Linked DNA regions of Homo sapiens: region 1 is linked to region 2. A link is a contact called in ENCODE Hi-C or POLR2A ChIA-PET data. All regions are on one chromosome and are shown on one strand. Each heading gives the region's core, a stretch centred on a gene start or an enhancer-like site at or near the end of the contact. The rest is flanking DNA. Distances are from core to core; before and after follow the strand shown. Region 1 overlaps BRD2 (bromodomain containing 2). Region 2 has its middle 17 kb from the start of HLA-DOB.

Region 1 (6,510 bases), core at 3,031-5,530, 190 kb after region 2:
TACCTGGGGAGAAGCTGGGCCGAGTTGTGCATATAATCCAAGCCAGGGAGCCCTCTTTACGTGATTCAAACCCAGAAGAGATTGAGATTGATTTTGAAACACTCAAGCCATCCACACTTAGAGAGCTTGAGCGCTATGTCCTTTCCTGCCTACGTAAGAAACCCCGGAAGCCCTACAGTACGTATGAAATGAGGTTCATCTCATGGTTCTGAGGACAGTTGAGGAAAGATGGTGGGGTCTGTTTGCATTCAGGATTGTCAGCTCCCAGGATAATGGGATGTGTTGGTTGGCAGCTGACGTTCAAGAAGGGAACTTGGGAACCTTAGGGGCCCATAATAAGATGCTTGGGGCAATCTTAATGTATCCTGATAAATTTCTTTCATTAGCCATTAAGAAGCCTGTGGGAAAGACAAAGGAGGAACTGGCTTTGGAGAAAAAGCGGGAATTAGAAAAGCGGTTACAAGATGTCAGCGGACAGCTCAATTCTACTAAAAAGCCCCCCAAGAAAGGTGAGTATATACTTTCATGCCACTACAGATTGACTCCATCCTGCCTTCTTGACTGTCTTTTATTGACAAATGAAGATTCAGACTTGAACGTCTTTAACTTTCGAATTTGTTCTGCAGCGAATGAGAAAACAGAGTCATCCTCTGCACAGCAAGTAGCAGTGTCACGCCTTAGCGCTTCCAGCTCCAGCTCAGATTCCAGCTCCTCCTCTTCCTCGTCGTCGTCTTCAGACACCAGTGATTCAGACTCAGGCTAAGGGGTCAGGCCAGATGGGGCAGGAAGGCTCCGCAGGACCGGACCCCTAGACCACCCTGCCCCACCTGCCCCTTCCCCCTTTGCTGTGACACTTCTTCATCTCACCCCCCCCCGCCCCCCTCTAGGAGAGCTGGCTCTGCAGTGGGGGAGGGATGCAGGGACATTTACTGAAGGAGGGACATGGACAAAACAACATTGAATTCCCAGCCCCATTGGGGAGTGATCTCTTGGACACAGAGCCCCCATTCAAAATGGGGCAGGGCAAGGGTGGGAGTGTGCAAAGCCCTGATCTGGAGTTACCTGAGGCCACAGCTGCCCTATTCACTTCTAAGGGCCCTGTTTTGAGATTGTTTGTTCTAATTTATTTTAAGCTAGGTAAGGCTGGGGGGAGGGTGGGGCCGTGGTCCCCTCAGCCTCCATGGGGAGGGAAGAAGGGGGAGCTCTTTTTTTACGTTGATTTTTTTTTTTCTACTCTGTTTTCCCTTTTTCCTTCCGCTCCATTTGGGGCCCTGGGGGTTTCAGTCATCTCCCCATTTGGTCCCCTGGACTGTCTTTGTTGATTCTAACTTGTAAATAAAGAAAATATTATTCAAGTTTTGAGTTACCTTAATATTTGCTTTTGTAGTGTTTCAAAAGGAACATCATAAGAATTGTCTTGATAATTTTGAGGGAAATATTACTGCAGTGAGAAAAGGCAATAGCTAACCTATAATTGGATTGTCTTAATTTTTAAACCAGTAGGCTTTTGCTGTGTTTTTAATAAAGTAAATATGACTTTTGTAAATTGAGTCCTTAGAAGTAATCTTTAGGTCTACAATTTGCTCTTGTTTAAATGAAAAATAGTACTGTGGCTCATTCATGCTTTAACCAAGAACTCAAAATTTTGAGGTAGGCTTTAGGTTTTTCCCTGTGGCACTGGATGTGTGAATTTTCTCCTGAGCAGACTTAAAATATGAGAAAAGGGTGGGAGGTAGCCGAACATAAGTACTTTATGCATTGAGTTTATTGCCTTTTAAAAGGAAATTGGCCTGTAATCCCAGCACTTTGGGAGGCCGAGGCGGGCAGATCACGAGGTCAGGAGATCGAGACCATGGTGAAACCCTGTCTACTAAAAAAAAATTAGCTGGGCGAGGTGGCGGGTACCTGTAGTCCCAGCTACTCGGGAGGCTGAGGCAGCAGAATGGCGTGAACTCGGGAGGCGGGGTTCAGTGAGCCGAGATCGCGCCACTGCACTCCAGCCTGGGTGGTAGACACTCCGTCTCAAAAAAAAAAGTAATTGGGCCTACTACATTGTTAAACATTGTTAAATTTTGCTGCCATGGTCACACACAAATTTACAGATAGTTTATTAGTAGAATACTAAAGAGTATTCCAACGATTAAATCACAAAACTGTGCTTTCTGCATACCCCCTTGTCTTGCTAAGGGGAGAGAAGGGTTGTATAAAAAGTTTAGGGGGTTGGGATGTGTGCATTCTGGAATTTGGGGCTTTAATACTGGAAAAGTGAGACATTTGCTTAGTATAGTGTACCATAGTAGGAAACCTGGATAGAGACGTGGAAATTAGAATCAGGAATGTAGTAAAGCAAATGGTTTATTTTGCTGTAAATGACACCACAAACTAAGTGTAGGGCAACACCACAAACTAAATGTAGGAAGCAATAAATTTTACTAGTGATGCTCAGCCCTCTTTAGGAATTCCGGCTAAACTGGGGCTTGAGCAACAATTTTCAAAAGCTCGGGAGATGGTAATAAAAAATTAGGTTTGTGAACCACCTGCTACTGTTTGCCAAGCACTTAGAGGGAAACAAACCCTTGTTTGGGCTTTCTTGCTAACTTGTGTGCACCAGTGAAAGCTCTTGAGCTCCCTTTGAGCTCTGGTTCCCTTTTGAGAATAACAGATGTTGAGGATTCGTAAGTACTTAATAGACACGCGTTGGGCAATAGGTGATGAGATACAAATTAAAGTTCTGAAAATCGGAGTAAATAGATTTAAGCTAAGTGCATGTCTATGTCAAGGATTACATCTCATTTCAGAGGGAATTGAAGGATTTAGTTGGATTAGTTTTGGGACAAAATATAGAATATTTTGTCTGACTGCAGCCCCTTCTGCTCATGTACTTTTAAGGTTTGTTTTCTGTAGTTCGGAAAAATAAAAGTTTCAACCTGACATTGGAGGCCCCTGAGTACTTAATTCCCTGTAAATGGAACCCAGACCGCCCTAAATGCTTTAAGAGAGAGAAGGGCTGGCTGACACAGGGGCTTCAGACCTGCCTTAAACCAATTGGACTAGTCTCTTAATTGACTTTAGTTTGAACTTATTTCAAGCCTGTCTCACTTAGGGATTGTAATTGTTTCAGGAGTTTGGTTGAGTTCCATCTTGGTTGCCAAAGGACTTTATTCCAAAATAGCAGTCTCCAGCACAACTCAAAGGACTAGTGGAGTCCTGTGGGCATTATTTCCCCCTATGCTCCTCTCAGCTCTTGGAATCATGGGTTCTATTGCTGCTGCTTTTTCCCTCTCCCCTCATGCTGCCATTTACTGCCTTTTATTGCGTCCATAGGAAGCCTTTTGTTGGGTTGTGGGGGAAGGTGAGAGTCGGTCTTATTTACTCAGTCACACATTTATTGAGTTCCCTTGATTGCCTTTTCAGCAAACTGTTAGGCCTGTAGACCTGGACGTTGCCAAGCCAGAGGGTATAAGGTGAAGATAAGACAAGGTCTTATCATGGAGTTTGCTTAGCACGAATAGGGTGCAATTATTAACCATCATGGTGTGGTAATTATACTGATTGAATCCAAGATATAGGCATGACTTGGTCTTCACAGACCATCCTTATTGTGCACCCATATGTGGACCCCAGTTCCAGCCTGCCTGTAACCTTCCCCAAAGTCCTGCTCTTAGGTTCACTCGGGACTACCTTGATTGGAAGGCCCTGCTTCCATGAGTGACCAGCATGAAGGACTCCCAGGACAAGGACCAGAGGTGACTGGTGTTACTCTGGGGCTTAGTGCAAGACTGGAGGAAGATTTTCCTGAGCAATTAGAGAGTGGCTGTAATGGAGAGCTGGGAAGGAGATGTGGGAATGGTAGCATGGAACTAATGTGTTGTCACCATGATTTCATTTTTTCCTGGGTCATCACCCTAAAGATACTCACAAAATCCCACTAGCTGGTCTCCAGCACTGAATGAGACGACAGCTTCTTGCTCTCAATTTATATTCTAGGATCGGGGAAAGGGGCAGCATTAGACAACTAGTCACACGATTTTTAACAAAAATAAGTAATTCTAACAGGACAATGTGCAGAGGTCTAGCAAGAATTTAGAAAAGAGGGTTCTCTGGTCTAAGCTGAGAGCTATTCAGATATCTCAGAACGATGAGTTCCTTCCTGTTTGTAAGGGGTGGATGGGTGGGAGCAGGGAGTAGTGAACATTGCCAGCAGAAGAAACAGCAACTGAGAAGGTAACTAGGTGATGCTGAAGCAGCAAGGATGAAGGTGAGTGCTTTGAGATGCTTTGAATTTACATCTCAAAGACTAATAGCTAACATTTATTGAGCACTTACTGTGTCCCATGCACTGTGCTAAATAAAAACTTACCCTGTAAACTCATTTGGTCCTCACTATAATCCTGTGAGGTACATCTTGTCTGCATTTAACAGATAAAGAAATGAGGCACAGAGAGATTAGTCAATTTGCCCAACATCACCACATTGTCAGTGAGCACTGGAGGTGGGTTTTGAAACCAGGCGATCTGGCTTCAGGGTCCACATTTATAACTACTGCACTAGACTTCCAGTGCTGTGGGCCAGTAGGGAGCTAGGAGATAGACATGCTTTAAGGAAATTGCACTAGGGACAATCATGTTAGGGTTGGTGGGGTGTTGAGAGTGGATAGTTTAGAAAGCAATTGCAGCAGTTAATCCCAGCCAGTGAGAATAGTGGTGTAGAAGAGAAAGGCAGCAATGTAGATGAAGAAATGTAGATAGATTTGAGAGCTATGTAGGAGTTAAAATAGATGGGACTTATTCTCAAAAGGTTCTTGTCTCCACACGTTAAAGGAACAGCAGAGCACACGTGCACTTGCAGACATACAGCTCTCAGAGTCCCTAGCACAGAGCTTTCCAATAGTGGAAGCTTGATATTTTGTTGACTAAAGGAGTGCCACCTGGCTGACTGGCAGATTTGAATGGAGCTCCCTCCAGCATGGCTTGCCGAAGGGGCAGGGGTTCTGAGGCTCTTGTAGACTGCCACTGAAGGTATTTGGCGCCACCTGTTGGGCGTGTTACCCACGATTGCCTCCTGAATCTATTGTCATTTTTGTGTCCTGCCCCCGAGGTTAGGTGGTTCTTCCCTTCTTACTTTCCTAAACTTCAACTCTTAAAATGTGAGCCTTCATTTTTATGACCCAGAGGGTCACAAAAGAAGGAGATTAGGCCTTTTTAGTCCTTATCTCCCTTTACCTCTGAAGCATCCCATGGGGCTTCCCTAGCATTTTATTTTATATTGATTTATTTATTTATTTTTAAGAAAGAGGATTTCTGTCACCCAGGCTGGAGTGCAGTGGTGTGATCATAGCTCACTGTAGCTTCGACCTTCTGGGCTCAAGTAATGCTCTTGCCTCAGCCTCCTGAGTAGCTGGGATTACAGGCATGAGCCACCGCACCCTGCATCTCCTGACTTCTTTGACTTGACACCACTTGTTCCTAGCTCTCATACTTTTCAGACAGCCATTTCTTAGTCTGCTTCTTTAAAGTCTCTGCCTCTGCCTCCCATAATATATTGTCCGTTATGACACCTTTCTTTGTCCTCTTTTTATTTGCACAGTATTTTTAAGCAAGTTTACCCATTCCTCTGGAGGCACCTCCCACCCATAAAATCTGTGTCTCTGTTTAGACCTTGTATTAGTCCATTCTCACATGGCTATGAGGAAATACCTGAGACTAGGTGATTTATAAAGGAAAGAGGTTTAATTGACTCACAGTTCTGCATGGCTGGGGAGGCCTCAGGAAACTTACAATCATGGCGGAAGACACCTCTTCACAGGGTGGCAGGAGAATGAGTGCCAAAGTGAAGTGGGGAAGCCCCTTATAAAACCATAAGATCTCGTGAGAACTCACTATCACGAGAACAGCATGGGGGAAACTGCCCCCATATCAAACCTTGAGTCAAAGTTCCAAGTGCCTAATGCAATGCCTAATGGCAAGGTCCCATAAGCTTGTGCACACATTTTTAGAAAAGATTCTACCTTTTTCCCCAAACATGTCCCTCGCAGTGAGTTCTCTAAGTCAGCAGTCCCCAGCTTTTTTGGCACCAAGGACTGGTTTTGTGGAAGACAACTTTTCTATGGATGGAGGCGGGGAGAATGGTTTCCAGATCAAACTGTTCTACTTCAGATCACCAGGCATTAGATTCTCAAAAGGAGTTTGCAACCTTCCCTCGCATGCTCAGTTCACAATAGGGTTTGCAGTCCTGTGAGAATCTAATGCCGCTGCTGATCTGACAAGAGGCAGAGCTTGCTCGCTGCTCACCTCCTGCTGTGCACCCCAGTTCCTACCAGGCCACGGACTGGTAGTGTTCAGTGGCCCAGAGGTTGGGGGACCCCTGCTATAAGGAACAAGCACTTATATAGAGTTTACTATGTACCAGACACTTATGAGCACTTTTGCAATTTAGTCTTCATAATAATCCTAAGAGGTAGGTACTCATCACCATTTTATACATGAGGAAACAGACATTTAGTAACAGTTC
Region 2 (6,937 bases), core at 28-2,527:
TGGAGTCTTGCTTTGTCGCCCAGGCTGCAGTGCAGTGGTGCGATCTCCTCTCACTGCAACCTCCGCCTCCCCATTAGCAGGGATTACAGTCGCACACCACCACACCCGGCTAATTTTTTTTTTGTATTTTTAGTAGAGAAGGAGTTTCACCATGTTGGCCAGGCTGGTCTCGAACTCCTGACCTCATGTGATCTGCCTGCCTCGGCTTCCCAAAGTGCTGGAATACACGTGTGGGCCACTGCGCCCAGCCTCCTCCGTTAATCTATTATCATTCTTCTCTAATATTCTCAAACTTACTTAATTCATTAACGTGATATATGTTGACATCTCATTAAATATGTCTCTATTTATGACATACTCAACAACATGTGTGTAGTGTTATAAAATTTTAATTTATTTTATAAATATTTAACACTAACTGAGTGCCAGGCATTCTTCTATGCACTTAAATAGCAGACAGGCATGGTGGCCGACACCTGTAACCCCAGCACTTTAGGAGGCCGAGGCAGGAAGATCACTTGAGCCCAGAAGTTCAAGACCCTGTGGTTTCAGAGGCTGAGGTGGGAAGACCACTGGAGCCCAGGAGGTCAAGACTGCAGCGAGCCATTATTGCACCACTGCACTCCAGCCTGTGGGACAGAGGGAGTGAGACCCTGTCTCAGATGAAAGAAAGACAGAGAGAGAGAGAGGCATAGAGATGCATATGCACACAACGATTACATCGTAGGGCTGTTTAAATTACTCATTCTGGCTGGGGGTCTGTGCTCTAAACCACTATTGGTACGCTATTTCTGTGTGGCTGGTCTGGAAAGCTTCACACCACCCCCCTCTCCCTTCCCTGAATTTCCATATTCCCCCCAACCCTCATTATCCCTTTCAGAGTCTCGCAGGTTGAGGTGATGTGAGAGAGGAAGCAGAAGCGAAGGTTACGCGAGGAAAGCCCCTCGTTAAACTTGGGATTTTCACGGGGACTCAGTCCAGAGGAAGTTGAGAAAACCAACTTAAATTACGGTCTCGATCGCCATCTGGCGGTGGAAGTCCACATTACATCCGCGGAGCAATGGCTGGGAACGTTGCATAATAGAGCGGGGCTCAAATTCCAAATTAAGTTTCTGAATTTTTTCCATCTGGAATTTTATTTGATGATTAGTCTAGCATCGTAATGGTGTCCTTCGTGTTGACGTGAAAACCCAGTCTTCCTTCAGTTCATTTCCCGTTTATTAGGGATGCAAAACTCCAGCCACAGGTGACCTACGACTCTGACTCCTTCCCCACCTACTTTACCCTCCCCTCCCCCAGTACATTCTGGGGCTAAACCCTAAGAGGTACCCATGCATCGCTGGGCCGATGATGAAAATGAAGAAGTCTTCTGATGAAGCGAGACCCCGGAAGTGCAGCTTCAGGCAAAATCCTGAGCGAATTCTTTGCTGCCAGGACAGTCCATAGGCTCTTACTCTTAGAAATTACGTAAGCATGAGCAGTCAACGCTGAAAAGCAGAGAATGTGGTTTTCTGGCGGACTCCAGAGGGAGACCAGGAAATCCTCTCACTTACAATCCATCAAGAGTAGTTCCTCCAAATTGAGTACAAAGTCTCTAAAGGCCAGCAGAGACAAGTAAGGACTTGTAGTGAGCTGCAGCTCACCACCCGGATCAGAACATAAAAGACAGGAGACCTCACGGCCTGGAGACCCACTAGAGCAAAATCTGCCATCCCAGGCAGGGAGGAGAATCAGGCGGAGGCCTGACATGGTGAGGCCTTGCTCCAAGTGGAGAAGGTGCATAAACTTAACAACTTTGTTATTGCCCTGAGGATGTGATGTGGCAAAGGGGACAAGGATTGGATAGATTGTCTTACTGATGGAAGTTGGTAACAAACAAGGCAAATCAAAAAAGAAGCCATGAGATCCAGGGAACTGCTGTACAGGGGACATGGCTGCATAATATTAGTATAGTAACTCATTATGCACTTGTGTGGCAGACAGTGGCTGAATTCTGGAGACGGAAAATATTAATAAGACACGGAGTCCTGCTTACCACCCAGGAGACATATTAGCAAACAAAGGGGCACAGCAGAAATGTGTGTAAAATTAGGACATTGAAGTCACAAACAATTAGGAAAATTTTCTAGTGGAAATGACATTCAAGCTGATCGAGGGTATATGGAGAATGGCTTCCAAGTCTAACAAAGCATGAGCGGCTTGGACACTTGGACAGGCTTCGAGGGAAGTGAAAGTCTTTCGGAATTGGTAAAATGGGTGGGTGACAGATGAAGCAGAGGGCTAGGGATGGATGCCTCACACACCAGGCTAAGGACTTGGGTCTTTGATCTGCAGTCAGTAGGACCAGTATGCAGACTGATAGTAAGGGAAGGGTCATGGGCAGCTTCACGTTTTAGAAAGACTACTCTGATGGGAAGAGTGGGTTAGAGGAGCATAAAATTGAAAGCAGAGAAAGCAGCGTGGGTAACTGTTAGAGTAACACAGACCAGACATGATGGGGCTCGAATTAAAGTAGGATCAGGGATCTAGAGAGAGGGTCAGAGACATGTGAGGGAGCAGATGCAACATGATGTGTCGTCATCCATTGTATATGGGAGAGAGGAGAAGGCGAGAGCAGAAGATGCTTGGGAGACCAAGTGGTTAGTAATTCCAGTCATCAAGAAAGGACAGTTTAAGAGAACATTCCATATTAGACATTTTGTATTTGTAGGGCCTGTGGGTCATCCAGATGAAACTTTACTCTGTGTGGTAGATGGAATAATGCCCCCAACTGCCACCCCTGAAAGATCTGAATCTATGAAACCTGTGAATCTGTTACCTTACATGGCAAAAGGGACTTTGCATTAGTGATTAGATTAAGGATCTTGAGATGGGGAGATTATTCTGGATTAGCCAAGTGGTCCTGATATAATTACATGGGTCCTTCTAAGTGAAAGAAAGAGGCAAGAGAATAGAAGGAGATGTGATATTAGAAGCAAAAATCAGAGGAAAGTGATTGCTGGAAGGGGGCTACAAGCCGAGGAATGCAGCTGGTCGCTGCAAGCTGGAAGAGGCAAAAAACAGATTATCCGCTAAAGCCTTCAGAAGGGGAACACAGACAAGCTAACACCTTGATTAGCCCTGTACAAGTGTTAAAAGAAAAACTTTGAACAAATGAAATTTATTTTGATTTATTTGAGCAAAGCACAATTCATGAATTGGGCAGCATCCAGGACCAGAAGAGGTACAGAGAGCTCCACTGAGCAATAGGGGCAGGCAATATTTATAGAGAGAAAAAGGAAGTGGTATACAGAAGCAGCTTGTTTACAGCTCAGTATTTGCCTTATTTGATCATGGTCTGATCAGTTGGCAACCTGTGATTGCCTGAAGCTTGGCTGCTGTGTTTGCCTGAGACTCAGCTATTTATTACAAGAATATGCTCTTAAGTTAGGGTACAATTTTCTTACACATTAAGTTAGATTTCAGTATACTACGTAGGAATTCAAAGTACAGAGGCCGCTTTAAGCCAAATTTAATTTAATTTAACAGGACCCATTTTAGGCTTATAATTTCCAGAACTGTCCAACAATAAATTTTTGTTGTTTTAAAACACTAAATTGTGGTAATTTGTTACAGCACCAATAGGAAACTAATATATCCTGTAATCACGAAGCAATATAGCTCAAACCTCAGGCTTGGGGACCATATGGATTTGAGTTCTTATCATAGCTCCATCGCTTCCTACCCATATGAACTTGCGTGTCTTAATTAACCTCCCTAAGCCTCCACTTTCTCATTTGTAAAATGGGACTATCTACTAGAATTTCTGTCTGGAAAGAGGAATGGGGAGGCAGTGTGGTCAGCTGTTTTGCATAACAAGCCCTGTAGAAATACAGATGCTCCTTGACTTCAGGTGGGTTTGTGTCCTGATAAACTGCAAGTTGAAAATGCATTCAATACCCCTAACCTATCAAACATCATAGTTTAGCCCAGCCTACCCTCAACATGCTCAGAACACTTACATTAGCGTGGCTGACTGGGAGCTGTGGCTCACTACTGCTGCTCAGCGTCAGGTGAGAGTGTTATACCACATATCACTAGCCCAGAGAAAGACTGACATTTCAAATTTGAAGTACATTTCTTCCAGAATGTGTACTGCTTTCACGCCATCACAGCTGAACAATCTTAAGTGGAACCATCATAAGTCAGGAACCATCTGTATTTGATGTTTTAAACCATGTCATGTATAACTTTTTTAAAAAAAAGATAAAATAATTTTAAATATTAAAATAGGAAAATTTTAAAAAGAAAAAAGACATTTTTTTCTTTTCTTTTTCTTTTCTTTTTTTTTTTTTTTAGGCAGAGTCTTGCTCTGTCACCCAGGCTGGAGTGCAGTGACATGATCTTGGCTCACTGCAGGCTCCACCTCCTGGGTTCACACCATTCTCCTGCCTCAGCCTCCCGTGTAGCTGGGACTACAGGCACCTACCACCATGCCCAGCTAATTTTTCATATTTTTTAGTAGAGACAGGGTTTCACTGTGTTAGCCAGGATGGTCTCGATCTCCTGACCTCGTGATCTGCTCACCTCAGCCTCCCAAAGTGCTGGGATTATAGGCGTGAGCCACATTTTTTATTTTCTAAAATGAAAATGTTGATATTTAATTTTTAATCCCCTTCAAAAAAGCAACTACTCTGTTTATGAGATTTATAGAGAATTCCATATAGTTAATACTAAATACATTCCTACATCAGAATTTGTTTAATACAAAATCAATTATTTAGGTTAAAATGTTAACACTCTTCCGCTAAATTACCACTGCAATTGTGTAACTTCAAAATGCTCAGGATATTGTCAACAGAGGAAATAGAAATTGATCTTCTAGCACAATAGTCAAACAAAATTGACTATACAAGATTTTGGATGCTTGTTACACTGTTGACTCAAAACAATTCTAAACAACTCAATGTACTTGATGGACAGAATGTACTAAGAAACCAACAAAAGCAATTCATTTCTTACTTAGCTACATAAGCTAAGTAAGAAAATCGCAAATGCTGACATCCAAGGAAGCTTTCCAAGCATAGAAATAAACTCTGATAGATTATTTCAGATCCAGGATATTTGGAAAATAAATCAGATTGCCTTTTTGGATAATTCCTAAAGAATCACACAATTATGACTTTTGAATCCTTTATTAATGGAGGTTACAGCAGCCTAAATAACTTGAAAAGTGGGGTTGGCTCTCAAATAACATGGAGGGTTTGTTTTAGAGGAAACATGTAACACGACAGGACTCCAGAAGCACGTGCTTTAAGGTATAAGGACATGTACCCCTGGTGACAGAGGATGTATAAATATTGTGAGTCCAAATATATAGGCCACTTGTTTAAGAAAAAAAGACATTAGGAGTATAAAAAGGAATCAAATGTAAGTGCAAACTCATAATAAATCTAAACTACATGAGGCATAAATCCTAAATAAGTGCTTAAGTAGCTGAAATAGTATCACTTTATGTTGGAAACCTGAAAGGGACTAAATATATGACATAGAGTCCATATTTAAAAACTTCATGTAGGCATTAAATAGAAAGGATACAGCTCATTTGACAACCAGTAGAACAGGCAGCTATTTAAAGAAGCGTAATCCAAGTTAATGATGTACATATATGAGGTATTAGAATACGTAATTCAATGGCCATTCATGATAAAATGCTCAGAAAATGCAAATAGAGAGGAACTGCCTCAATTTGATAAAGAGCATCTGCAAAAAATCTTACAGCTAACACAGCGGTGAAAGACTGAAATTTTTCCCCCAAAGATCGGGAACAAAGCAATGATGTCCACTCTCGCCATGCTTATTCAACATGGCGTTGGAAGTTCTAGATAATGTAATGGGCGAGAAAAAAAAAAGGCGTGCAGATTTCAAAGGAAGAAATAAAAATGGATCAAAGTCTAATATGTAAAACATAAAGTCACAAAACTCTCAGGAGAAAATCTTCAGGATCTAGGATTAAGCAAAAAGCTTTTAGACTTGACACCAAAGGCATAATCCATAACAGGAAAAATTAATAACGTGCAACTACTAGTGGTTTGTCCTCACCAATTTGTATTTGAGGTTTATGGGGATACTTTGACACTTAGTTTTGTTGAAAATGTTAAGATGCTGTATTAAATTATACTTTTTATTTTGATATAATTGTTGATTCACAGACACTTTTAAGAAATGTTACAGAGATATCTCATGTACATTTTACCCAGTTTCCCCCAAGGATAACATCTTGTAAACTACAGTAAATTATCACAGTCTGGATATTGACATTGATATAATTAAAATAAAGAACACTTTCATCACTATAATATCCCTCATTTTGCCCTTTTGTAGCCACAGCCACTTCCCTCCCATTTCCACTTCTTCATTAACACAGCAATTATTAATTTCCATCTCTATAGTTTTGGCATTCCAGGAGTGTTATGTAAGTGGAATCATTTAGTAGACAACATTTTGCAATTTTTTTTTTCACTCAGCATAATTCCCTGGTGATTCATCCAGGTCGTGGTGCCTGTATCCAGTTTGTTCGTTTTTATTGCTAAGTAGTATTTCCTAGTATGGATATACCACAGTTTGTTTCCAGTTTTTGTCTGAATAAAGCTGCTATGAGCATACATGTGCAGATTTTTCTCTGAACATAAGTCTTCATTTCTCTGGGATAAATGCTCAGGAGTGCAATTGCTGGGTTGTATGGTGGTTGCATGTTTTGCTTTTAAAGAAAATGCCAAACTATTTTCCAGTGTGGCTGTACTATATTACATTCCCAGCAGCCAAATGTGAGTGATCTATTTTCTCTGCATCCTCACCAGGATTTGGTATTGTGCCTACTTTTTATTTTTAGCCATCATGATAGGTATATAGTAATATCTTATTGTGGTTTTAATTTGTAATTCTCTAATGGCTAATG

The links. Hi-C counts contacts between places; a loop is a spot of excess contacts on that map. ChIA-PET counts read pairs that join two places held with the same protein, here RNA polymerase II (POLR2A). Pooled maps may share reads with other maps.
Region 1: a loop to region 2 is called in a pooled map, with 3 times the contacts of the local background. The contact joins two enhancer-like sites. A Hi-C loop is called at or near these places in 2 of 50 pooled maps. POLR2A ChIA-PET finds 5 or more read pairs at or near these places in 5 of 52 experiments (CD4-positive, alpha-beta T cell, H1, K562 and 2 more).

Annotation. Positions count from the first base shown.
Region 1 is chr6:32,979,956-32,986,465 of GRCh38, forward strand. It overlaps BRD2 (bromodomain containing 2), which reads left to right. Exons shown (of 13, transcript NM_005104.4): 11 at 1-177; 12 at 387-509; 13 at 627-1,546. The coding sequence ends at 763. Among named protein-coding and RNA genes, the nearest start is that of BRD2, 15 kb to the left of the region's middle. Within about 2 kb of position 4,281, at least 5 of the 41 ENCODE cell types and tissues checked have a DNase peak (open chromatin) inside an H3K27ac peak, as active enhancers do.
Region 2 is chr6:32,796,159-32,803,095 of GRCh38, forward strand. No RefSeq gene overlaps it. Among named protein-coding and RNA genes, the nearest start is that of HLA-DOB, 17 kb to the right of the region's middle. Within about 2 kb of position 1,278, at least 5 of the 41 ENCODE cell types and tissues checked have a DNase peak (open chromatin) inside an H3K27ac peak, as active enhancers do.